Linked DNA regions of Homo sapiens: regions 1, 2, 3, 5, 6 and 7 are each linked to region 4. The links are chromatin contacts, found by Hi-C or POLR2A ChIA-PET in ENCODE. All regions are on one chromosome and are shown on one strand. The core of a region is the stretch at or near the end of the contact, and the rest is flanking DNA. Distances in the headings are between cores, read along the strand shown.

Region 1 (3,333 bases), core at 648-3,147, 610 kb after region 4:
AGAGGTGAGGTGTTCTACTCAATTAAAGATGTGGACACTGAGGCACAGAAGGCAAGTATTTGTCCAAGGCTGTAGGGCTTATTGGCCAGCCACATCATTGCTGACCGCTTAACCACATACCCTCATTTGTATAATGAGCAAGAGGCTCATATTTCTTCTGAGTATTAAGGTGTGGTTATTGATATGACTGAGGGTATCAAAGTTCTGTTTAAGAGGTGTTTGTGAACAGGTGCGGTGGCTCACACCTATAATCCCAGCACTTTGGGAAGTCAAGGTGGGCAGATCACTTGAGGTCAGGAGTTGGAGACCAGCCTGGCCAACATGGCAAAGCCCCATCTCTACTAAAAATACAAAAATTAGCCGGGCATGGTGGTGGGTTCCTGTAATCCCAGCTAGTTGGGAGGCTGAGGCACAAGAATTGCTTGAACCTGGGAGGTGGAGGCTGCAGTCAGCCAAGATCACACCACTGCACTCCAGCCTGGGTGACAGAACAAGACTGTGTCTCAAAAAAAAATTATTTGTTTTTATTGATTTTTATTTATTTATTTATTTTGAGACTGAGTTTCACTTGTTGCGCAGGCTGGAGTGCAATGGTGCGATCTCGGCTCACCTCCACCTCTTGGGTTCGAGCGATTCTCCTGCCTCAGGTTCCCGAGTAGCTGGGATTACAGGCGCCCACCACCACACCCAGCTAATTGTTGTATTTTTAGTAGGGGGTGGGTTTCACCATATTGTTCAGGCTGGTCTCGAACTCCTGGCCTCAGGTGATCCCCCCCCGCCTCGGCCTCCCAAAGTGCTGGGATTACAGGTGTGAGCCACCATGCCTGACCCAGGTCTCTTATTTTCAGTGGGTAATTGTATCAGACTCTGCCTCCCAGGTGGGGTTTGAGGGTTCTGTGTACCTGGTGTAGGCCTAGGCTAAACAGAAGAGCTTCTCGTTAGAGCATCTCCCTGTGGACTGGCTGCAGAGTTACGATATCATTCTGGTTCTGCTGTGCTCCCCACTGCCCCTTTTCAGCTGACTCTTTGCTCATAGGAATACAGTGGTATGAGATAGGGTCATAGAATTTGGTTCCAGTCTAACACTCTTCCTGTTTCCTGCCCGCCTGTATGTCTCTATCCATTAGCAGACTCCTTTATGTATGATAGAGACACATGCACATATGCATACACGGACAGTCCCTGACTTACAGTGTTTCATTTAGAATTTTTCAACTTATGATTTATTGGGAGTTAGCCCCATTGTACGTCAAGGAGCATCTGCACATCGTATACATATATACCATGAATACACATAATTATATGTCACACTCCTGCTAGAGTGGGGGGGGTCAATATCTGAAGTGCTTATAATAGCTTTATTGGGGGGGACCTCTAAGAAAAACAGAATAATTACTTAGACCTTAAATAATAAATCTATAAGAATGAAGAAAGCCCCAAAGCCCTTCCAGCTTCCATCCCGTCAGTCACCTCTCTGTCCTATACTCTGCCACTACCCCGAGCCTCATGGCTTTCTTCTCACCTGGGCTACCCTGAGTCTCCTCCTTGGTCTACAGTCTGACTTGTTCAGTCTCCCATCTGTTCTCACCAGACACAGGTGACATGGTCTCTAAATGCAGATCTCAACATGTCATCTCTGTCCCAAAACCCTCGATGGCCCTGTCCTGAGGGTGTAGTCAGTGAGGCTTGTTAGGAACCCTCGGCACCTTTGTTGTCCTCCACACAGTGCTCGTGTGGGACATCCCTGCTCCCTTCCGCCCACCCCACCCACATACATTGTTTCTTAATTAACTCCTCCTGTCACTTGAGGCCCCATTCAGCACTGCTTCCTCTAGACAGCCCGGCTTGATCCTCAGCGCGTTTGGGCTGGGACTGCGACTCCTTTGCTGCTGCTTCCACTTGCTTAGGTCACCAGCGTCCCACTTCCGTGTTTGAGCTCACTGGCCGCCTTTCAGTTCCCCAGCCTGTGCATTGCAGCTGTTCACTGCTTCCTCCTCCTTGAAGAAGGAGGTTTTGTCTGAGTGACGGCTCCAGGTTCTCCTAGCTTTGTTTCTTTTAAATTCTCTTTTACAGATTCTATCTACCTGCCTCCCCAAGTTTTCACACATTCTGAAATCTCTACGTCCATCCGAGTTCTCACTCTTGAGTTTCCAGCTACCTTGGGCCCTTTCTCCCTGGGTGTCTCACACCCTGCTTTTCTAAAACTACACTCAGCACCTGTTTCTGTTCTCCCTTCCCTCATTGGGTTTTATGGCCTCATTCTTGCAGAGTAAGAAGCTAGATACCTTGGCGTGAGTTGTTTCTCCTTTCACCTTGGAAGCTTTAGGAATACCTAGCATCCGGCTCTCCTGACCATCCCCAGTTAGGAATGACCACTTCTCTACCCCAGCTCCTCTTTTCTCAGTGGCAGGGGCGCCATCAACACCCCACTCTTACCCTCATTTATTCCTTCAATAAATATGAGCATCTGCTTTGTGTAAGGTCTTAGCTAGGTAGAAAGTAAATAGAGCCTTGTCCTCGTAGCGCTTACCTAAGTGAGAGCATACTGGACGAGAGACTGGAGGATGGTGGGGCCCTTTCTTGAAATGGAGTATATGTTGGCGGAAGGAGGAGGCAAGGGTTCCTTTTGGAACACACTAAATTTGAGAAATCTGAAAAATCACCGTCAGTGTTCCCGCTAGTTTCTGGAATTGATGTATTTGATTCTGGCACTAACATACCTATTTGAGGGTGTGGGTCTTGGTATCAGACTGCCCTGGTTTAAGTCTAGGCTCTGTTTACTAGGTGTGGATGACTTTGGGGAAGTTCCTTAACTTTAATCCTTAGCTGCTTCATGGGTAAAATGGGGAACATAACAGTGCTTATTTCCTTACTGGGTGATGTGAGGAGCACATGTGGTGATATTAATATTTAGGAAGCGCAGTGCCTTGTGCAGATGCAGAGAAGGCACCTCTCAGCTGTTGTTAGTTTTCTTATTCCATTGGACTCTCACCTGCATGATCCAGAACCCTTTGTAGTTGGTGAGGGCTACTTTCCCATGACCGCTAAGGTCTCCATTCACTCTGCATTTCTACGTCCCCACCACGCTGGGATGCTCTGCTGGAAATGCTCCTGTCTCACCTCAGTGCCCTGGTGAAATCCAGCCTCTTGGTGGCTTATCCCCAAGACCAGCCTTCCAAATTCCTTTGAACTCTGACTCCTGACCCTTACTAAACCCAAAAGAGAGAGAAAAACCAGATTTGGGGTGAATTGCTGTATGGGCCAGGGCATGGAGAATGAGGGGGCTCCAGAAAGCTTCCCAGGGAAGTAGTAATGGTCTAGCTGGGCCTGCAG
Region 2 (3,232 bases), core at 562-3,061, 880 kb after region 4:
TCCTGCCTCCGCCTCCCAAGTAGCTGGGACTACAGGCGCCCGCCACCACGCCCAGCTAATTTTTTGTATTTTTAGTAGAGATGGGTTTTCACCATGTTAGCCAGGATGGTCTCAATCTCCTGACCTCGTGATCCGCCGCCTTGGCCTCCCAAAGTGCTGGGATTACAGGCATGAGCCACCGCGTCCGGACCCTTGTGTCCATTTTTAATTTAATTTTTTCAGACAAGGTCTCACTTTGTCACCCAGGTTGGAGTGCAGTGGTGCGATCTTGGCTCACTGCAACCTCTGCCTCCCAGGCTCAAGTGATCCTCCCACCTAAGTCTCCCTAGTGGCTGGGAGCACGGGCACGTGCCACCATGCCCGGCTAATTTTTTGCACTTTTTGTAGACAGGGTTTCACCATGTTGCTCAGCCTTGTCTCGAACTCCTGGGCTCAGGCAATCTGCCCGCCTTGCCTCCGAAAGTACTGGGATTACAGGCGTGAGCCACTGCACCCAGCCTAGGATTTGTGTCCTTTATCAGACACGGGCTGCATTTGCCATTGCTCCCAGCATAGAGTTGAAGCGCCACTAGTGAAAGACACATGCATGGGTGAGGGCTGGAAGGGACTCTAGAACACAATATGAGTACACGACCTTGGACCCAAGACACACATGTGTGCGTACACACACACACCATACACACCCCTCAGAATGTGTCTCCCGCACACACACCTCAAAACACCCCTAAGAACCAACCGGAACATACACACTACACAATACACACAGAATACACACAGCATACACACACCCCCCTCGGAATGTGTTCCCACACACGAACCTCAAAATACCCCTAAGAGCCCACCTGAACATACACCACACACACACAGAACCCAAGAACTGCACCAACCCCCCTCCTCAGAACCCAGTGCCTCCTCACCATCCCCCAGGACCCAGTGCCCTCCCAACCCCCCAGGATCCAGCATTCGCTTATCCCCTTCAGAACCTTGCACCCTCACCCCGCAGGACCCAGAGCCCCCTCACCTCCACCAGCACCTGGTGACGCCTCAAACCCCCCAGGACCCAGCACACCTCAGCCCGTGGTGTCCCCTTATCCCACTCAGGACCTGGTCCCCCTCTCTCCCCTAGGACCCAGGGTCCCCTCACCCCCCAGAAGCTGTTGCCCTATCACCCCCAGGACCCGACGGCCCCTTACCCCCAGGACCTAGTGTCCCTCAACCCCAGGACCCGGCACCCCCTCAACCCCCAGGACCTGATGCTCCCCCAACCCCTCAGGAGCCGGGGCCCCCTCACCCCCAGGACCCGGCACCCCCTCAACTCCCAGGACCTGGTGCTCCCCCAACCCCTCAGGACCCGAGGCCAACTCAACCCCAGGACCCAGTACCCCCTCAACCCCTCAGGACCCGGGGCCCGCTCGCTCACCCACCCAGGACCCGGCGGCCGCCACACGCACTCTCGCTCCCGCAGCTCCTCTGGTACCCGCCCTCGTACCTGGCGCATCTGGGCCTCGGCGGCGCCGCCCTCCTGCCTTCGCAGCTGCTCCCGGAAGCGCGCAACCTGCTCCAGCAGCGCGTCCACTAGGGACGGCGCGGCGTCCCCCTCCAGCGCGGCCAGGCGGGCGCGGAGGCGAGCGATGAGGGCGTCGCGGGCAGCGAGCTGGTCCTGCAGGCGGCGCAGCCGCTGTCCGGCCTCGTGGTACAGGGTGCAGAGCGCGGCAGCTGCGCGCGGGGCCTCCTCCCAGCCGCCCGACCCCGGGTCCCGGGACATGGCTGTAGGCCCGCCCGGGAGGCCGCGCGGCCGCCGGCAACTTCCGCGCCCGGGCCCCGCCGGCTGCCGCCCTTCCCGGAACTTTCCCCGGTGCGCCCCGCCCACCCACAACAGCCCGGCCCCGCCCTCCCCCACGCAGCCCCGCCCCCCGCGCAGCCCCGCCCTTCCCCGCGCAGCCCCGCCCGACGGCAGCCCGCCCAGCCCCTTCTCGCCCGGCCCCACCCCTCCCACCGCCTACAGCCCGGCCCCGCCCCTGCCGTCCGCACCCGTCCGGGAGAGTTGGCCTGGCCCCCGAGGCTGTCCACACCCCAGCTGGTGCTGGGCTTATTCCAGTGGCCCCAAACATCCGCCTCTGAGGAGTTGTCGGAGAGTCGAACTCAGCCCAGGAGTTTGGGGATTCATCAGCCTCTGATGGAAAGGAAGGGCTTAACGACAACCCCCAAGCTCTGGAGCTAAGTGTGGGTCTGAATCTCCCCGCGAGGGTCCAGGCCTTGCGGCCACAGCAGCAACAGAAGCTCCAGGAGCTGAGCTCGCAGCGCACCAAGCACGTGGCATGTGTTCCGTCACCTGGGGACACTGAGCCCAGAAAGAGCTCCAACCCCCTGCCCCGCACGCCGCTTTCTTTTTTCTTTCCTTTTTTTTCTTCTTTTTGAGACGGAGTTTCGCTCTGTTGCCCAGGCTGGAGTGTAATGGCGCGATCTCGGCTCACTACAACCTCCGCCTCCCAGTTTCAAGCGATTCTCCTGCCTCAGCCTCCTGAGTAGCTGGGATTACAGGCGCCCGCCACCATGCCCTGCTAATTTTTTGGTATTATTAGTAGAGATGGTGTTTCACCATGTTGGCCAGGCTGGTCTTGAACTCCTGACCTCAGGTAGATCCACCGGCCTCAGCCTCCCAAAGTGCTGGGATTACAGGCGTCAGCCACTGCAGACGCTGCTTTGTAAGGTGGCTAGTATGGGCCCACGGGACAACCTTCCTGCTAGATGCTGTTCTTATATAGCAGAAGCAGCAGGAAACCAGCCCCTTCCCACCCTTTCGCTTTTCCATCCCTTTCCTTCCCCAAAATTCCCAGACAAACGCTAGTGTTTTTCCACAGCCCAGTCTTCCCCACAATGATGCCCAAGCACACATGGGGTCTTTCCAAGGTTCCCTACTCAGGATAGGGCAGGGGTCTTCCCTGTGTGTGCACTTGCCCACAGGCTCCGCCCCTGAGCAGCTTCTTGACTTTCTTCCCTTATGTGATCCACAGCCAAGCCTGAGCTGAGCCTGGGAAAACACAAGCTTGTAGAATCAGACAAGCCTATAAGCAAAGCCAGAGCCACCCAAGTGCTTATGGCCCGGACATTGGGCTACACAGGCCTGGCTTTGCTATGGAAGGCTCCTTCTTACTCATCAGAGCCTGGGCTTCCTCTCAGCAGAAGGAAGGGCAGAGCGAGTGCCCACCCTACCTGGTTGGGCTGTTGTGGG
Region 3 (3,494 bases), core at 548-3,047, 670 kb after region 4:
TGATCCGCCCACCTCGGCCTCCCAAACTGCTGGGATTACAGGCATGAGCCAAGGCACCCAGGCCTAATGGTCATTATTGTCATTCATTGATTCAGCAAATAGTAGAGTGCTGGGTGCTCAGCCTCTTGCTTTGCAGTAGCTTGGGTGTCAGAGGTGTGTGAGGCAGGCATTCTCAGGTTCTCTCCTGCCCAATAAAACCTTTTGTCTTTGGGGATACTGGTGACATCATGAATCCCAATCCTGTGCAATGTGCTATGACAAAGGAAAGGACAGGGGTTGAGGCAAGGGGCAGGGACAGCCTATGACACTGAAAAAGAGGCCAGAAACGCATTCCTACCCGCTCTCTCAAAATCCATGTTCAGTGGCAGGATCATCCAAGACCCTGATGGGGCGGGGGGCCTTTTTTCGTCTAGGATGGTATCTGAATGGCTTTAAGGGTAGCTTTCTTCTGATCACATGAGATTTCTGCTTGTGTCATGAAGAATGGGTCAGAGGATCAGGAGGCTGTGGCTGCAGCTGGGGCGGGTTGCGGGGACCCAGGACGAACAGTAGAGCTCGGTTAACGCTGCAAGGGGAGCCTGGCAGGCCGTACATCCCAATGCCAAGCCCGCCGCCTCTCGGCCTGACACCACCGGTGGAACCAAAAAGGGGAAATCATGTCCTTTGTGCCTCTGTGTCTGTGGTAAGCGGGGCCCTCCAGGGGGCGGAGCCGCCGGCAGGGTCCCCCCGTGGCCCGGGTCTCAGGGCAGAGCTCTGCCTGGGGCTCGCAGATGTCTGCAAGGCCGCGGAGGGAGGAGGGTCCAGACGCAAGCCCTTATTTCTGATCTGGACGTCTGCGAGGGTCTGACCCGGCTAGTCGTCCCCGAGGTGCGTGAGTGCGAGGGTGTGGGACACGGCCGGATCGTCCTAGGGCCCCGTGGATTAGCAAGGCACCGGGACCACTGGAGAGGGCTTAACGGGATAGCAGGGAGAGGGCGGGCTCGGGAAGAGCACCCTTTAGGCGAGGGGTTCTCGGGGAACCGACCGGCGTGTCCCAGCCCCAGGCCCGGTCCAAGATTCGCCGGCTCCGCCGCTGCCTCCGCACCCAGGCGGACCCCACCGCACCGCGCCCGGCTTTCCAGCGCTGCCCGAACCCCCGCCCAGCCCACGAGGCAGGGATTCTGTGGTCCTCACTGAGTCATCTGGACCAGAACTAGACTAGCCCAAGGTCACCGGGCGTTCCTGGCGAGGCCAGGGCCGCGCCGCGCCGCCCCTGGTGCATCCCGGGAGCCGCGCCGGTCTGCGGCACCTGGGCGGCGGACAGGGGCGCGGGCGAGGCGGGCGGGGCGGGCGGGCAGCGGACACCGGTCAGAGAGGCGGAACTCCCTGCCGCCAGCCGTGTAGTTTGCCTCGCGGGCGGCGGCGCGGCCTCCTGCCGGCCTAGCCCTACGCCCGACCACAACGCCCAGAAGGCCGCGCGGCGCGGGCGGGACCTGCGGCGACGAGCGAGGCGGTGACATCACCGCCGCATCCAGCTCCCTGGCCCCAGCTCCTCCCAGCGCCCGGGCCCTCGGCCTCGCAAGGCCTGACGGGAATCGTGGTCCACCCCCGGGTACCCCCAGCTGCTGCACGGGCAGCACGGACTTCAGTTCCCGGCGTGTCCTGCGCGCCGAGGCACGTTAACGGCAGGAGGGGGTGGGCAAGCAAAGGGAAAAGCAGAGCCGGGGGGCGGAGTAAGGCGGGGTGGGGGTGGGGGGTGGGGGCCCACACCCCTCCCCCTCCCCGCTGCTCCTTCCCCCTCCCCCGACGTAAACTGGGATCCCTTTCCCCTTGTGTCCGCCATATTGGACTCTAACTCTGGTCAGCCGCGGCGCCGGGACTGTGGACTCGCGGTTCCTCCCGCCCAGCGGCCTGCCCCGCAGCTCCCGCCCGCCCCAGCCCTCCCCGACCCGGACGCGACCCCGCGCAGCGCCCCCCGGCTGGCCGGAGCGCCCGCCGCCGCGGCCGCCTCAGCCTCCCCGCCTTCCCCGCCCTCCGCCGCCGCCCGCGGCCCCCGCGCCCGCTCTGCGCCCCTCTCCCCGCCCGCCATGAGCCCAGCCGACGCCAAGCGCGGGGCCAAGCGCCGGAAGAACAAGCGGGGCGGCGGCGGCGGCTCGGGCGGGGGTAACGGCGGCGCGAGCAGCGGCAAGGCCGGCCCGGCGGCGGCGCTGCGCGGTTCCCAGGCCGCGGGCCTGGCGGCCCCGGGCAGCGCGGCAGGCCTGGTGGGCGGCGCGGCGGCGGCCAACGGGCCTCTCGGCGCGGGCGCGAGCGCGGGCGGCGCCGCCCCCGGAGGCTACTTCGAGGTAAGCGGCGGCAGCGGGCAGGGGTCGATGGCGGTACGCGGTTGCCGTTCCCTCGCGCCTTGGCGGAGCTCGGCCTCCCGCTGTCGGCCCCGGGCCTGGGAGCGGGATGCTGCGGGCGGGCGGATAACGGGTCCTGCGGCGCTGCGCTTGCCGAGGTCCCGGGGCAGGGCGGCAGGTGGGCCGTGCTCGGCGTGACGCGGCCTCTGTCAGCCTCTTGAGAGGAGAACCTGAGCAGAGGCGGCGGGAGGGCTACACCGGGGCCGCCGCTCACGGCGACGGGCTGGTCCGCAGGCTGGAGCAGCCCCTCAACGGGCGGGGACGTCTCCGGGGTGCAGCTCCGCGCACGGCGCTTCGCCTTCCGCTGGACCCGGCGGGTGATACCCGCGAGGCCCGGGCTTCTGTCGTGGCGCCTCGCCCGCTGCGGCGGTTCCAGAGCGACTGCGATTCCGGGAGTGAGCAAAGCTGCCCTTTCGCTCCCAGGGCTTTGAAATGTTTCTCTGGCCACCTTCGTTATTCCGTGCGCGTGATGATTGAGAAGGGCCTCCCGGAAGTTTTCCTTTGGTCCTCCTATGTGGTTATTTGAAATCTACCTGACAGCCACCTGGAGCTGGCAGCCCTGGCCCCTCCTCCCCCGCTTTGTTAAGTTTTCAGGGGTATTTAGTGGTTTGGTTACTCAGGTATGTATTTAGGGTTCGAACTTAAGGAATTTGAAAGGTGATTTTTTTCAGTTTTGTTTATGAAGACAGCTAGCACACATTGCACCTACCAATTATGGATTCCTGCCACTTTTATTCAACCGTTGGTCACAACATTTCAGAGGGTACACTATTTATAAGTGGGTATGCAATTGGCGCAGTCATTTCCAGTTATCCCATTGTCTGCTGAAAGAGAATAGATTTTTTTTGAAAAGTTGCGTTCTTATAATGTTATTTAAACTCTTAAATTATGTAGTTTTAAAGATATTGCAATTAAAAAATGAAAGAAGCGTTGGGAGTATTTTTGTGCTAAATCATGACACAAATTGTTCTTTTTTTTTTTTTCTTTTGAGAACGGAGTCTCGCTCTGTCGCCCAGGCTGGAGTGCAATAATGGCGCGATCTTGGCTCACTGTAACCTCCGCCTCCCGGGTTCAAGCGATTCTCCTGCCTCAGCCTCTCGAGTAGCTGGGACTACA
Region 4 (3,282 bases), core at 767-3,266:
TTGCTCTGTCACCCAGGCTAGAGTGCAGTGGCATGATCTCGGCTCACTGCAACCTCCACTTCCCGGGTTCAAGTGATTCTCCTGCCTCAGCCTCCTGAATAGTTGCGATTACAGATGCCCGTCACTATGCCTGGCTAATTTTTGTATTTTTTTTTAGTAGAGACGGGGTTTCACCATGTTAGCCAGGCTGGTCTCGAACTCCTGACCTCAGGCGATCCACCTGTCTCGGCCTTCCAAAGTGCTTGTATTAAAGGTGTGAGCCACCATGCCTGGCACTGGCCGTAATTTTAAAAATTCATTTATTTGTTTGGTGATAGAGACGAGGTCTTGCTATGTTGCCCAGTCTGGTCTCCAACTCCTGGGCTCAAGCAATCCTTTCACTTTGGCCTCCCACAGTGCTGGCTCACACTTCTCACAGGTGTGAGCCACTGGCCTTGGCTCCATTTTGAATTAATTTTTGTTAAGGGTGTAAAGTCTGTGTCTAGCCTGATTTTTTTTTGCATGTGGACATCCAGTTGTTCCAGCACCATTTGTCGAAAAGACTGTCTTTTCTCCATTCCATTTCCTAGAGTCAAGCTCAGCTGACTCCATTATGTGGTCTATATCCGGGTTCTCTATTCTGTTCATGGATCTATTTGTGTATTTTTCCACCAGTACCACAATGTCTCAATTACTGTAGCCTTATAGTAAGTCTTGCAGCAACCCTTGTTTTTTTGGGGGGGCCACAACTCAACCCATACAGGGGCCCAGCACCTGTGAAGGGACAGCAGCGGAGGCGGCGCGGGAGAGGAAGAGGAGGTGAACTGTGGCCACTCCTTGGTGGCTGGAGGTGGGTCCGGGGAGGCAGGACCTGGGCTGAGGTGTCGTTCTATAGCCCGGGTAGCGCACTTTCACAAAGCTCTCCTTGACCAAACTCTCGCCAGGCTCCCCTGGGCCCGCTTCTCAGCGAGGGCTCAAGCTGGGCCTGTAAAGCTCGAGCAGACACTAAGGCTCAAGGCCGAAGGTGTTCCCGGCTCCCTGAACCTGCGTGACAGAAAACCCAAGGCCGCCGGCTCCGGCAGCACCTGGAGGCAGGAGCCGAACTTCCATGGGCGGCGGGCAGCAAATCACACCGGCTTCAACCGCCCGGCCCGCCCACTTTTTGCAGCGTCTGACTTCCCCGCTCGCCCGCGCCGCTTCCTCCTCCTCCCTGTGCCGCACGCAGTCGCCCGCGCCACCCCCTGAAGCCCGGCTCTACCGCAGCGGCGCTGGGGTAGCGCCCCTGGACCAGGCGTCCTCCCCTCGCGAGCGGTCCTCCCGCAGCCGCGCCCAGCTCCGGGTCGGACCCTCGCCCGGGGGACTCGTTCACGCCCTGCGGCCGTTAGGCGGGAAGAGCACGACGCCCTGCCCTGCCCCGTCGTGGCGTCTGACCCTCTCCGCCACGTCTGTTCTGAGGCTCCGGGCCCGCCACGGCGGGGCCTCTGCGGCGGTTTCCCCACCCGTCCCCGCACTGCCGCTCCGCGAGGCGGACGCCGCTAGCAGCCTCCCGCGGGCCCCAGGCCCCGCGCCCCTCTCACGGGACAGGAGCTTGGGGACCCGCGCGGGCGGGCCGCGCGCCCAACGCCAGCCTCCGCGGCCGCGCGCCCACGGCTCGGGGGCGCCGGCTCCGGACGGTGATTGGGCGCGGATCGTGACGTCACTGAGCGCGGCGCCCGCGGGCGCCGGGTCTGGGCCGGGTGCGCGCCGCCGAGTAGCGGGAGCAGGGCGCGCGCCCGGCGCTACTCTGAGGCGGCTCGCGGGGCCCGCGGCCCGGCCCTCCCGGCGCTGCCAGCCCCGCCCGCCCGCGCGGCCCCCACCCGCCGCGTGCCTGCCCGCCCCGCCCGTGCGCGGCCCCGGCGCGGATTTGAAAAGCCCGGTCCGCGGGCCCCGCGAGCGCGGCAGCCAATCAGCGGCGCGCACTTTTCCCGCGGCTTCTGCGAGGCGGCGGCGGCCCCGGCTGCGGCGGCGGCGGCGGGCGGGAGGCGCGGGGGCGGGGTCGGCGCCGCGCGCGAGAGCCTCGGCCTGGCCGCGCTGCGCCCGCCGCCGCCGCCGCCCCCTCCCCGCCTGGGCCCTACCGCCGCACGGCCCCGGCCCCCTCCCAGCCTGCCGCTCCGGAGAGCCGCCCGCCGAGGATGCGACGCACCGCAGGTCACTGGGGCGCCCGCCCAACAGTCGCGGGCCGCCAACCGCCGGGGCTGGGGCCGGGAGGCCGGGCTGTGGGAGGCCTGAGGGGCGGCGGGGAGGACCGCGGAGGCCTGAGGGGGCGGGAGCGCCGGGAGGAGTGGGGGCACTGAGGAGGCCTGAGGGGCCGGCTCAGGGGCTGGGGGACCGGGAGGCCGGGCGGCCTGAGAGGGTCGTGGGGACCGCGAGGACCGCGGAGGCCTGAGGGCCGGCGGGAGGACCGGGCGGACCGCGGAGGCCGGGACGAGTCCGGGCAGGGGAGGGGCGGCGGCCTGCGGGCGGCGGCGGCTAACGGGGCCGGGCGGGCGGGCGCGGCCATGTTGGGCCCGGCCGGGCCCTGCGGCTGCACCTGTGCCCGGCCCGGCCGAGGCGGCCGCCTTTGTTCCCGCGGCGCCGAGCGGGTCGGGCCGGCCTTTGTGCGGCGCCCCCGGTCCGGGGCGGCCGCGGTGGGAGGGGCAGGTTGGGGTCCCGGGGCCGGCGCCGGGGCCAGGGGTCGGGCCGAGGGTCGCTTTTTGTTTGCAGGCGGTGTCTGGCGTTGACACTCGCGGCGCCCGGGCGTTGGTCAGCGCGGACGCTCCCCCGGGAAGCCGGGCCGCGGTCCGGCCCTTGGCAGGTGGAGGCGGGGGTGAGCCGGGTGTGGGTACCCTGCTGGGGGGCTGCGCGCCCTCGGCGTCCGGGCCTCCGCCTGGGATGTTCCCCTCGCCCCAGGATGCAGATTGATAGTCCTTGAAGCCTCAGTGCATGAGATGGGACCTGGCGACTTAATGGCTGGTTTTGCTCCACTCACAGGAACCGTGGTTTAAAATCTCGGCGTTTAAAAAATGCTGGTCTTAAGTTTCGGTAGAAATAAAATGGATGAGGGTATTGTATAGGACCCATTGCAGCACGAATCTTTCTGTGCCCACGATGGGCTTTGACATTCAAGTGGAAACATAGTATCAAAACTGATGTGGTGACGTTAATCGTTTTTAGGTAGATAACGTGTATTTTGTGTGTGTGTGTGTGTGTGTGTGTGTGAGAGAGAGAGAGAGAGAGAGAGAGAGAGAGAGAGAGAGAGAGAGCGCGCAGACCCTGTGAAGACAA
Region 5 (3,057 bases), core at 498-2,997, 520 kb before region 4:
ATGGTGAAACCCCGTCTCTACTAAAAATTCAAAAATGAGCTGGGCGTGGTGGCGGGTGACTGTCATCCCAGCTACTCGGGAGGCTGAGGCAGGAGAATCGTTTGAACCCGGGAGGCGGAGGCTGCAGTGAACCGCGATCGTGCCACTGCACTCCAGCCTGGGTGACAAAGCGAGACTTTGTCTCAAAAAAAAAAAAAAAAAAAAAAAAAAAAAAGGCTGCAGGGCCATCAGCGGATACAGAGGGCAGTGGACGGGCAGCTTGGCTGTGCTGTTGAGCCTGAGGGCTGAGAGGACACCCCGGGGCAGTGTAAAGGAGACTGGACTTAGCAATTGGTAAGAAAAGTTGGATAAAGAGAGGGTTTTGTTAGTATGGGAGAAACGGCACCCTTTTATACTAATGAGAACTAGTAACAACAAAAAAAACCACGCTGTAGAAGACAGAGGGAAACTGCTGGATGGGTGCCTTGGAGGAAGCCACAGGCCGGGGATTGGATGCACAGGGCAAGGGGCGCTGAGGGAGGGTCTGGCTGCAGCTTGCTCAGTGAAGCAAGAGGCAGGGTGAGGAAGGGGTGAGGCGGAGGAGCGGCTCGGGGCTGGCTGCAAGCTAGGAGCTGGGAGCCACTGACGCCCAGGGACAGAAGCTGGTGCTGCAGAGAGGGGCGGCGCAGGGAGTCCCTCTTCTTTTCCTTTTTAAAATAATTGCTTTACTGAGATATAACTCACACATCCTGAAACCCACCCTGTAAAAACACGATTAACAGAGTTGTGAGCTACCACCACCGTAATGCAAGGGCACGCCCATCCCCCCGAAAAAGAAACCCCGGCCCGCCGCCGGCGGCCCCCGCCCTGCACCCAGCCCCGGGAGCCCAGTCGGGCGTCTGCTCTGCGTGGCCTGTGCCGGGCGCCCCGCGAGTGGGGTCCACACCACGCTCCTCCGAAGCCACGGTTTCCCAAGCGCGGTCTCCAGGTCCGTCCGTCCGCAGCCGACCTCGCACTCCCCTGCGTTCGAGGCTGCGGACTTCGGCGGCAGGACGGACGGCGCCTCTGCTTCTCATTCCGCCCAGGGCCAGCCCGGGCCCAGGGGTACCTGCTGTGCGTCTGGCGCCGAGGTGGGCCCCGAAGACCCCCAAGCCCGCCCAGGGATTCCCTTCCCGAGGCCGGAGCGGGGAGGCGCCGCGGGGTTCAGGGCGCCCTGCGCGGGGCGAGCTCGGGGGCGGGGGCCCGCGCCCGCCCGTCTGGGCGGTCCTCACCGGCCCTCTGCAGGTGAAGGGACCTGGCTGCGAGCCCGCGGGCGGGCGTGGCGTTGAGGCCCAGACCGGAACTTCCTTTCGGCCTCAGTTTCCCGGCCGGCCCCGCCCCCGGCGCCCGTACATGCGGCCCCTTTAAGGACTTTCTGCGCCCTCCCGCCTCTTTTTTCTCGTGCGTCCCCCTCCCCACCCCCGGCAGCCTGCCTCGCCCTCGCCGGGAGCGCGCCTACGTCACCGCGCAGACCTCGGCCGCGTCTTTGCGCCTGCGCCTCCTGGGCTGGGGTGAGCCATTGGCTGTCGAGCTCAGGGCACGTGCTAGGGGGCGGGGCCTTGACCGGAAAGGGTGGGGCAACGGCGAGAAAGGCCGCGTCGAGCGGTAGGTGCAGTCGTCGCTGTGGTGACCCCAGGTCCTGATGCGTCCGGCCCAGGGCCAGCCAATGGCGGTAGAGGTCTTGGGCACCTGACAAGAGGGGCGGTCCCCCCGCCGGAAGGGGCGGGGCGAGGCGAGCGGCCGCGTCAGCGGTAGGTGGGGCTGTGGTTACGCTGCCGGGCGGGGGTCGCGCCGGTTCGGTCCCCGGGGCTCTGCGGGCGCCGGGCAGAGACCTGCGGCCAGGGCGTGTCCCGTGTGCCCGAGAGCGCCGGCGGCGGGGCCGGAGGGCGGGCCCTGGGCCGAGTGACAGGCCGCAGCCCCCCGAGCACCGTCGAAGCCGGCGCGCCCGCCCGGTGCAGCCGCTGTGCGAGAGCGACCCCGCGGTCCAAGCCTCGCGTGGCCCTGCCGGGCCCCTTCTTTCCCCGAGTAGGGCGCAGCTTCCCAGCCTCCGCCCCGGCCTCGCCTGGCGCTTCCTTCCGGGTCCTTCGGCCTTTCCCTGGCGGTGCGGCAGGCCCTCGCCTCATCCCACCAGGCACGCCGCGGTGCTCGGCCCTGGGTATCCGGGCAGGCTGCCTCCGTTAGGGCCGCCCCTGCTCTCCGGACGCGACTTTTCATTGGTCTCAGAATTTCTTGGCTCCTCTTGGCCTCTGCAGCCTTGCTGGAGGCTGCCCTGCGGAATCTGAGTGAATAAGGGAAACAGCAACAGTCACGTTGGGGAAAAGCTGATTCGGACAGCGCCACTGGTTCCTTTAACGCACGACCCTCAATGCAGCGTCCCACACACGGGATTGTAGAGGTCCCGAGTTTAAGGTTCACTTTTAAAACTGCAATCACCGCCGTAAAGGCCTTGCTGGACACACATATTTCCCAGAGAGGCACCCACAGATGGACCCCAGCCTCAGGGTCCTCCCGGAGCTTTCGGTTTATAGTGGAACCCAGTAAACACGTTAATAACACCGAGAGCTATAAAATACAGATGGTGATATAGCATCTCTGCCTTACTTATTTCTAGATATGGATCAGAAACTTTCGAAGTTGGTAGAAGAGCTCACAACTTCAGGAGAACCCCGACTAAATCCTGAGAAAATGAAGGAACTGAAGAAAATTTGCAAGTATGTCTTAGGGTTCAGTAACAGTAACTGACTGGCCCACTGAGCCCAGGACACACACAGGGCCCTGCCCTCCTGCCCCCACCTGGGAGAGAACCACCCGAGGGACACACCCAGGACATTTTCTCGGGGCCCTGCAGTACCCGGCTCTGACGGGTGGTCATGTTCTGGGGTCGGGGCGTGTGGCGTTGGGGACCCCACTGCTCTGTGGTTGGTGCTTCTCTTCATTCCCATTTGTGTGGTCTGGAGCACATCCTGTAGGAGTTCTTGAGTGCACAAATGTGATTCAGAGAGAAACGTGCATCTTTTTCTTTGCTGCTGGACTTTTCGA
Region 6 (3,367 bases), core at 68-2,567, 940 kb before region 4:
CCCACTGGCACTGGTGATCGATTCCGTGTGAACGGAGAGGACATCCAGGGAGCTAGAAATAGCATGCAGAGACAAAACTGACTCAAGACTGACTCAAGAGGACTTAAGCCGAGTGACCTGTCCACTCTGCAAGTTCTATATAGGTCACAACCACTGGCTCTGCTTCCTGTACTACACACGGAATCACACGAGTAGATGTTCACCGGGAAGAGAAACACTGAGGTGTTGAAAGACGAAGGGGGATCACGAGACACAGCCCAGTCTACCCTCGGCCAACCCCCCCACCCCCCAGGCTACAACCGCAACTACCTGCAACACGTGTGCACCCACCAACTCTCAAGTTCCCTGGACTGTAGAAGAACCAGCCCTAACCTCCAAAGTCCAGTCCTGTCCCTGCCTGCTCAATAACCCCAGATGTCCGGCAAAAGGCCAAGGCTTAAACCCACCTCCTGCACCGCTCACCTCCTGACTCCAGCTGTCGGCCTTCTAGGCACCGTCCCTCAGTCTCCGCTGTGGGTCCCCACCCAAGCTCCCTGCCTGCCACCATCCCCCACCTCACCGTAACATCTTCCCCCACCCACCCTGAGGGGGTTCCCCAAGCCCCAGGCCTTGCTCCGACTTGACCCTACTCTTATGACAAGAAAGTACCCCGACCCGGTCCCAGCCTCGCCCTCCGCAATCACCGCCAGCAGGCACTCACCTACGCCCGCGCTATGACCTTCGCCTGGCCCTGACCCACGCCCTCGGCAGAGACCCTCCCCTGGCCGACCCTGACCCACGATCCCGCTGGGACCCTCCCCAGCCCTAACCCACGCCCTTCCACTCCGGGCTGACGCTGCCCCCAGCGTCCCGGAGACAACACTCCGCGGCCGCACCCGCGCTGCCGACCCGGGGCCTCACCTTCGGCCAGGACCCGCCGCACCCGCAGCCGCAGCTCGCCCAGTTCCACCGTCTGCCCCACGAAGTCACTCTGGTCGCGGCCGGAAGCACCGCCCAGGGAGCCTGGACCCGCCAAGAAGTCGAGCGCCGACTGCAGCAGCGACATGGCGGTGGCTGCGCCGCACCCCGCGGCAGCCGGAGTGGTCGGGCTCGGGCTCCCGCTCCCTCGCCGTCCGGGTCAGCTCAGCAACCGCCGGCCCGGAGGTGCACCATCTTCCGCCTCGACGCCGTGACGTAGGCGCCCGTGAGGACGCGTCGCGTCAGGCGGCGACCCGGCCTAGCCCCGTCCCCTCCGCCGCGGCCTCACTTCCTGGCTGCGCGCGCAGGCGCGGAGGTCTGACGGAGACAGCGCGTGCGCGGCGTCGCCGGGCTTGCGATGAACTTCCGGCTGTCAAGCTCCCGGCCGGGCTGACTCAAGCGGAGGCGCGCGGAACAGTCGCCGAGGCGATTCCCGCCCAGGTAGTTCAGCGCCCCAGTCCAGCTCCCGGTACCGTTCCCCACATGGTCTGTTTTGTGGGAGGCTCCTTCTCAGGTGTCTCCGGTTTAAGCGCTTCGCCATCCTCTGGGTGGAGTCAGCCTCCCGTTTGCTGTTAGCGCCGCGTTTGCGAATGGGTTCGCGAATTTTTCTCTCAGTTGGCTAAGGAGCAAGGAGTTAGCGTGCGTTAAGCTTTCAGTAAATACTTGGTTTTCGTCTCATGGAGGTCGGAGTTTCCTGTGACGCTTAGTGAGTAAGGTTGGCAGCCCCCTCCCAGCAGCCAGGCAGGCAGTTTGCAGGGGAAACGCTGCTGCATTGCTCTGTCTTCCGAGGAGAGGGCCAGGGTCTGGCCTGGGGCAGTGACCAGTAGTGGGAGCCGTGGGCTAGAAAAACCTTCGTCCTGGGCAACCACAACACTGCAGAGACTGCCCTGTGACCCTCAAGGTTCGTTCTCACCCTGACATTTTCCAAGGCAAAAGCAAATCCTCATGAACCACTTGGAAGGGTTCGTAATGCCCAACTATTTGGAGATGAAATGGTGACTTTCCTTATAGGATAATAAGGAAATGGCTCACAGACAATGCATTTTTAGTTTTTGGCCCACACAGTATTTGGGGGTTGGGAGTGGGTAGCAGGAGGTGAATTAGTTGCTATCATTTAAAGACTGATGCCAGGCGCGGTGGCTTACACCTGTAATCCCAGTGCTTTGGGAGGCCGAGGCAGGCGGATCACCTGAGGTCAGGAGTTCCAGACCAGCCTGGTCAACATGGTGAAACCCCGTCTCTACTAAAAATACAAAAATTAGCCGAGCGTGGTGGCGGGTGCCTGTAATCCCAGCTACTCGGGAGGCTGAGGCAGGAGAATCGCTTGAACCCGGGAGGCGGGCGCCACTGTACCCTAGCCTGAGACTCCGCCTCAAAAAATAAATAATAATAATAATAATAATTGAAAGGCCTAAATGTTAAAAACCTAGTTTTCCAGCTTCTGTGGAAAAATCAAACCTGTCAATATTGGACCCAAAATGATGTGTGTTACCAATTACCTAGAGTGGTCCCTTGAGGTAAGACACAGTCATTTGCCTGACCAGATGGGCTCATGTATGTTACCTGCCTGGTTCCTATAGTCATTTAAGGTTGCAACCCCTTCAACAGAGTTATTTGTTCTCCAACTCAAAAATGGATTCTAAAGCTCACATCAGCCTCTTAGCCGTCCCAGAAGCTAACATCTGTTATCTTTATCATTAAAAGATAATAGCCTCAGCTCGTTGGAACACTTATCTATGTTATGGAATGAAGTATTGCATGAAGCCAAATGACATCTTTAAAAATATATATAACAAAAATAACAGTAGCAATAGCTTAGTTTAGGCACTGATTTATTGCTTACAACACCCTTTTCTGTAATAGTTCATTGTAGTGAAAACATCTTTGTGAAGAAAGCACAGTATAATTAACCCCCTTTATTTTGGGATGAGAAAATATGCTCAACAATGCCATTATTCGGCCAGGGCCAACAAGTGATACAACTGCAATTCAACGCAAGTCATGGCTTTTCCAGCCAGTGCGTTTGTCTGGTCGACTGTGGAATAGAAGGATAGAGAGCTCAGGAAAGAATCCCTGCTAGAGACAGATATCTGGGCATCCTCAGCATAGAGGTGGCAGTTGGCTCTAGGAGCTGAAGAGAGGACCAACAGAGATGGTGTACTAGACATAAAGAGGTTAGAATCTTCAGAGAATAGACAGTTTGTGGAGAAAGAGCAGTCAGTGAAGGAGGAAGAAAACCAAGAGAGTGTCGTAACAGAGCCAAGGAACGAGGATGTTCGGGGCAGAGAGTGCAGCTAAGAGTGTCGAATGCCACTTAAAAGTCAAGTAGAAAAAGAAATGGAAGATATGTGTTGGATTTATTCACAAGGGATCATTGGTGACCTCACCAAGAATAGCTTCATTGGAGTAA
Region 7 (3,155 bases), core at 656-3,155, 650 kb before region 4:
GGGAAGGGTCTGCAGAGTGCTCGTGCCCACTGTGAGCCAACAGCATGGCTGCAAAGGACACAGGACCCCAAGCCCGCGAACGTGGTGTCTCCTGCATTGCCTCAGAGGGAACCGCTACACAGGAAGGAAGCAGGTTGAGCGCCGGGGCGGGTGGGAAGTGGGCGCAGTTTCAAAGGCGGCAGCCAGGGCAGGCCTCCCTGAGAAGACCAAGCTTGCTGGAGACATAAGGGGACAGGAAGGGAGCCAGAGAGCTGGAACAACACGTGCGAGGGGCCCGCGGCGGCCTGAGGGCCAAGGAGACCAGACCGCCAGGCACACAGGGTGGCCGGACGTGGCCCAAACGCCCAGGGGACCCCCAGTCACTCTGGGAAGAGGACTGGGGGAGGCTGGGAGGCCAGTCAGAAGAGCTGAGGACCGTCTAAACGCACTACATCCTAGAAAGGGAGGCGCCTGTTCTACGAGAAGGAACATGGTGGCTCCTTCCATCCCCAGGGACGAGGCTGCTGCAGGAGGGAGGAGGGCTCGGCAGGCGGAGGTGGGAGCAGCAGTTCTGAGGGTTGCAGCCACGGCCGGAGTACCCGGGCAGCTCCCCAGGTGCAGAACAGCCCGTCTGTCAACGCCCCCTGCCAGGGATCCCACCAAATGGGGAGGAAGAGAACACAGGCAGACACAGAGAAAGGCGTCTCCCACAGCGCAGAAGGCGGACGACACGCTGTTTCCCACTGCGCACAACACAAAGCCCCGGAAGTCGGGCTGCCGGTGGCGAAAACCAGCTAAAGCCGCGGGCCGGCGCCGGCCACGCCTGACACGGGAGAGCAGCGGCTGTTCGGGGCGAGACCATTCTTCACTTCTGTCTCTGCCATTCTCTTCCACATGATGTCTGGCTTAGGATAAGAAATTATGATGATGCAGGTGAAGAGACAGGAGGATGTAGTTTCTAATTAGAACAAAACACTGGAAGCGGACAGACGCACAGATGACCGAGGCTGGAATCAGCCAGCAAAACCTCTTAATAACTACTATAAACATGCTCAGAGATGACAACAAGTGTGGATGTAAACAGCAGAAAAATGGAGGCTTCCGGAAGATGAATGGTAACTCTATAAAGAACCACATAGAAATTCCAGAACGAAAACATCCCTCTGAAACGGAACTCCCTGGACAAAGCTAACTGCAAGAAAAGGATCGGGAGCTTGAAGGGAGGGGCTCAAAGTCAGCAGATGGCATCCAAACAGAAGCAGAGAGAAAAGAATTTAAAAAATAAATTTTAAAGAACAGGCCTTGGTGGCTGACGCCTGTAATCCCAGCACTCTGGGAGGCTGAGGTGGGCGGATCACAAGGTCAGGAGTTCGAGACCAGCCTGGCCAACATGGTGAAACCCCGTCTCTACTAAAAATACAAAAATTAGCCGGACGTGGTGGCGGGCGCCTGTAGTCCAAGCTACTCGGGAGGCTGAGGCAGGAGAATGGCGTGAACCTGGGAAGCAGAGGCTGCAGTGAGCCGAGATCGCGCCACTGCACTCCAGACTGGGCGACAGAGCGAGACTACCTTCCACAAAAAAAAAAAAGGCAACACATTTTCGGACAAAGAAAAGCAAAAGGAATCGGTCACTGGTGAGCCACATTTCTAAGACAGTCTTTAGGCTACAGGAACGTGACGCCCGAGGACAGCCAGAATCGGGGGGCGTAAACAAGGCAGAAAGGGTGGATGTGTCGGTTGATATTCAAAAGAAAAATTACTGAAAAATTCCTTGACAGACTCATGACTAATAGCTTCTTGTACGGTTTTCTGCATAATAGACGTGGAAAATCGGCCCGAGGGTGAGAGGAGCCACCGCGGGCCTCTGGCCGCCCTGGACGAGTCTTCACAGGTTATGCTGGGTGGCAGTGAGTTATGAAGGCGTATCCTAATCTCTAAAGTAAAACTAAACACGATCACTAAGCAGAGTATAGGTTAAAAAGCAACAACAGATGCAAGGAATCATTTAACACCTGATTAATATAAAAGAAGGCCAGAAAGGAAAAACAAGGATGAACAGAAAACACGTAGCCAGATGACACCGAAATCCAAATCATCAGCAATTACACTAAAAATAAATGAACTGAACACTCAAGAGGCAAAGACTGTCAGACTGAAAAAAGAAAGAGGAACTAACTCTATACTATTAATAACAGACACACTTTAAACATAAAAGACAGAAGTCAGGCGCCGTGGCTCACACCCGTAATCCCAGCACTTTGGGAGGCCAAGGCAGGGTGACCACTTGAGCCCAGGAGTTCTAGACCATCCTGAGCAACACAGCAAGACTTTGTCTCTACCAAAAAATAATAATAATAATAATAACAATTAATTTAAAAAAATTGCAGTGGCACGCACCTATAGTCCTAACTACTTCGGAGGCTAAGGCAAGAGGATCTCTTGAGCCCCAGTGCTCAAGGCTGCAGTGAGCCGTGACCGCACCACCACACTCCAGCCCGAGTGACAGAGCAAGACCTTGTCTCTGAATGAATGAATATAAGAACAGAGATAAGCTAAAATTAAAAGGATGAAAAAAGACATACCACACAAACACTGATCAAAAGAGCTGGGATGGCTGCCTCAACATCAGACCAATTAATTAGACCACAAAAAGACCAACAGGAAACGTCCTACTTAATGGTGAAATGTCAGAAACTTTTTCTCCCACATCAACACGGTAACACCCACACTCACTGCTGCTGATGATTGTAGCTAATGCAAAAAGGCAAAAATAAAGAAATTAAAGAAATAAAAGGTACAGAGATCAGAAAGGAAAATGTAAATCTGTGTTTATCTGCAGATGACACAGCAGTGTGTGCAAGAGAAAATTCAAGAGAATCTGTTTTTGGCAGAGGCAGGTCTCATTACGCCATCCAGGCTGGTTTCTAACTCCTGGTGATCCTCCGGCCTCGGCCTCATAACGCACTAGGATAACAGGCACAAGCCACTGCACCCGGCCTAACATGGAGAATTTAGAACGCTGTGGGATATGAGGTTGGTTTACAAAACTCAAGTGTATTTCTACCTACTAATAACCAACTGTCAAGAAACAATTAGGCCGGGCACAGTGGCTCATGCCTGTAATCCCAACACTTCGGGAGGCCAAGATGGGTGGATCACTTGAAGTCAGGAGTTCG

The links. A loop is a pair of places that touch in the nucleus more often than their neighbours do. ChIA-PET counts read pairs that join two places held with the same protein, here RNA polymerase II (POLR2A). Pooled maps may share reads with other maps.
Region 1: a loop to region 4 is called in a pooled map, with 5 times the contacts of the local background. The contact joins the enhancer-like site here to the promoter of NSD2 in region 4. A Hi-C loop is called at or near these places in 2 of 37 single-sample maps with no recorded cell type and 3 of 50 pooled maps. POLR2A ChIA-PET finds 5 or more read pairs at or near these places in 1 of 52 experiments (activated B cell).
Region 2: a loop to region 4 is called in a map of lower leg skin, with 13 times the contacts of the local background. The contact joins the promoter of TNIP2 here to the promoter of NSD2 in region 4. A Hi-C loop is called at or near these places in 1 of 168 maps with a recorded cell type or tissue (lower leg skin) and 10 of 50 pooled maps. POLR2A ChIA-PET finds 5 or more read pairs at or near these places in 1 of 52 experiments (Caco-2).
Region 3: a map of B cell shows a loop between it and region 4 (32-fold over the local background). The contact joins the promoter of FAM193A here to the promoter of NSD2 in region 4. A Hi-C loop is called at or near these places in 1 of 168 maps with a recorded cell type or tissue (B cell), 2 of 37 single-sample maps with no recorded cell type and 10 of 50 pooled maps.
Region 5: a loop to region 4 is called in a map of gastrocnemius medialis, with 6 times the contacts of the local background. The contact joins the promoter of UVSSA here to the promoter of NSD2 in region 4. A Hi-C loop is called at or near these places in 6 of 168 maps with a recorded cell type or tissue (CD4-positive, alpha-beta memory T cell, CD8-positive, alpha-beta T cell, ascending aorta and 2 more), 14 of 37 single-sample maps with no recorded cell type and 29 of 50 pooled maps.
Region 6: a loop to region 4 is called in a pooled map, with 23 times the contacts of the local background. The contact joins the promoter of TMEM175 here to the promoter of NSD2 in region 4. A Hi-C loop is called at or near these places in 1 of 37 single-sample maps with no recorded cell type and 7 of 50 pooled maps. POLR2A ChIA-PET finds 5 or more read pairs at or near these places in 2 of 52 experiments (Caco-2 and activated CD4-positive, alpha-beta memory T cell).
Region 7: a loop to region 4 is called in a pooled map, with 10 times the contacts of the local background. The contact joins the enhancer-like site here to the promoter of NSD2 in region 4. A Hi-C loop is called at or near these places in 9 of 50 pooled maps. POLR2A ChIA-PET finds 5 or more read pairs at or near these places in 3 of 52 experiments (activated CD4-positive, alpha-beta T cell, activated CD8-positive, alpha-beta memory T cell and activated T-cell).

What each region holds. Positions count from the first base shown.
Region 1 is chr4:2,483,299-2,486,631 of GRCh38, forward strand. The region is part of intron 1 of RNF4 (ring finger protein 4); the gene reads left to right. Among named protein-coding and RNA genes, the nearest start is that of RNF4, 16 kb to the left of the region's middle. RefSeq lists enhancers at 1,987-2,266, 2,770-3,271. Within about 2 kb of position 1,898, at least 24 of the 41 ENCODE cell types and tissues checked have a DNase peak (open chromatin) inside an H3K27ac peak, as active enhancers do.
Region 2 is chr4:2,754,525-2,757,756 of GRCh38, forward strand. TNIP2 (TNFAIP3 interacting protein 2) reads right to left here and starts at 1,812. Exons shown (of 6, transcript NM_024309.4): 1 at 1,490-1,812. The coding sequence starts at 1,765. RefSeq lists silencers at 1,355-1,414, 1,435-1,954, 2,135-2,274.
Region 3 is chr4:2,534,850-2,538,343 of GRCh38, forward strand. It overlaps FAM193A (family with sequence similarity 193 member A), which reads left to right and starts at 1,798. Exons shown (of 21, transcript NM_001366318.2): 1 at 1,798-2,321. The coding sequence starts at 2,067. RefSeq lists silencers at 682-841, 1,062-1,711, 1,722-1,771, 2,032-2,131, 2,212-2,501 and 3 more.
Region 4 is chr4:1,869,377-1,872,658 of GRCh38, forward strand. NSD2 (nuclear receptor binding SET domain protein 2) reads left to right here and starts at 2,017. Exons shown (of 22, transcript NM_001042424.3): 1 at 2,017-2,166. RefSeq lists an enhancer at 946-1,447 and silencers at 1,181-1,440, 1,471-1,700, 1,751-2,450.
Region 5 is chr4:1,345,461-1,348,517 of GRCh38, forward strand. UVSSA (UV stimulated scaffold protein A) reads left to right here and starts at 1,748. Exons shown (of 14, transcript NM_020894.4): 1 at 1,748-2,300; 2 at 2,630-2,729. The coding sequence starts at 2,632. RefSeq lists enhancers at 1-511, 2,357-2,436 and silencers at 807-896, 1,117-1,446, 1,687-2,126.
Region 6 is chr4:931,143-934,509 of GRCh38, forward strand. TMEM175 (transmembrane protein 175) reads left to right here and starts at 1,318. Exons shown (of 11, transcript NM_032326.4): 1 at 1,318-1,398. GAK (cyclin G associated kinase) reads right to left here and starts at 1,174. Exons shown (of 28, transcript NM_005255.4): 1 at 901-1,174. The coding sequence starts at 1,045. RefSeq lists a silencer at 960-1,279 and an enhancer at 1,440-1,759.
Region 7 is chr4:1,216,851-1,220,005 of GRCh38, forward strand. All of the region lies in intron 5 of CTBP1 (C-terminal binding protein 1), which reads right to left. It overlaps CTBP1-AS (CTBP1 antisense RNA), which reads left to right. Exons shown (of 6, transcript NR_104331.1): 6 at 1-1,741. Among named protein-coding and RNA genes, the nearest start is that of CTBP1-AS, 8.3 kb to the left of the region's middle. RefSeq lists a silencer at 357-426 and an enhancer at 1,775-2,364. Within about 2 kb of position 1,906, at least 3 of the 41 ENCODE cell types and tissues checked have a DNase peak (open chromatin) inside an H3K27ac peak, as active enhancers do.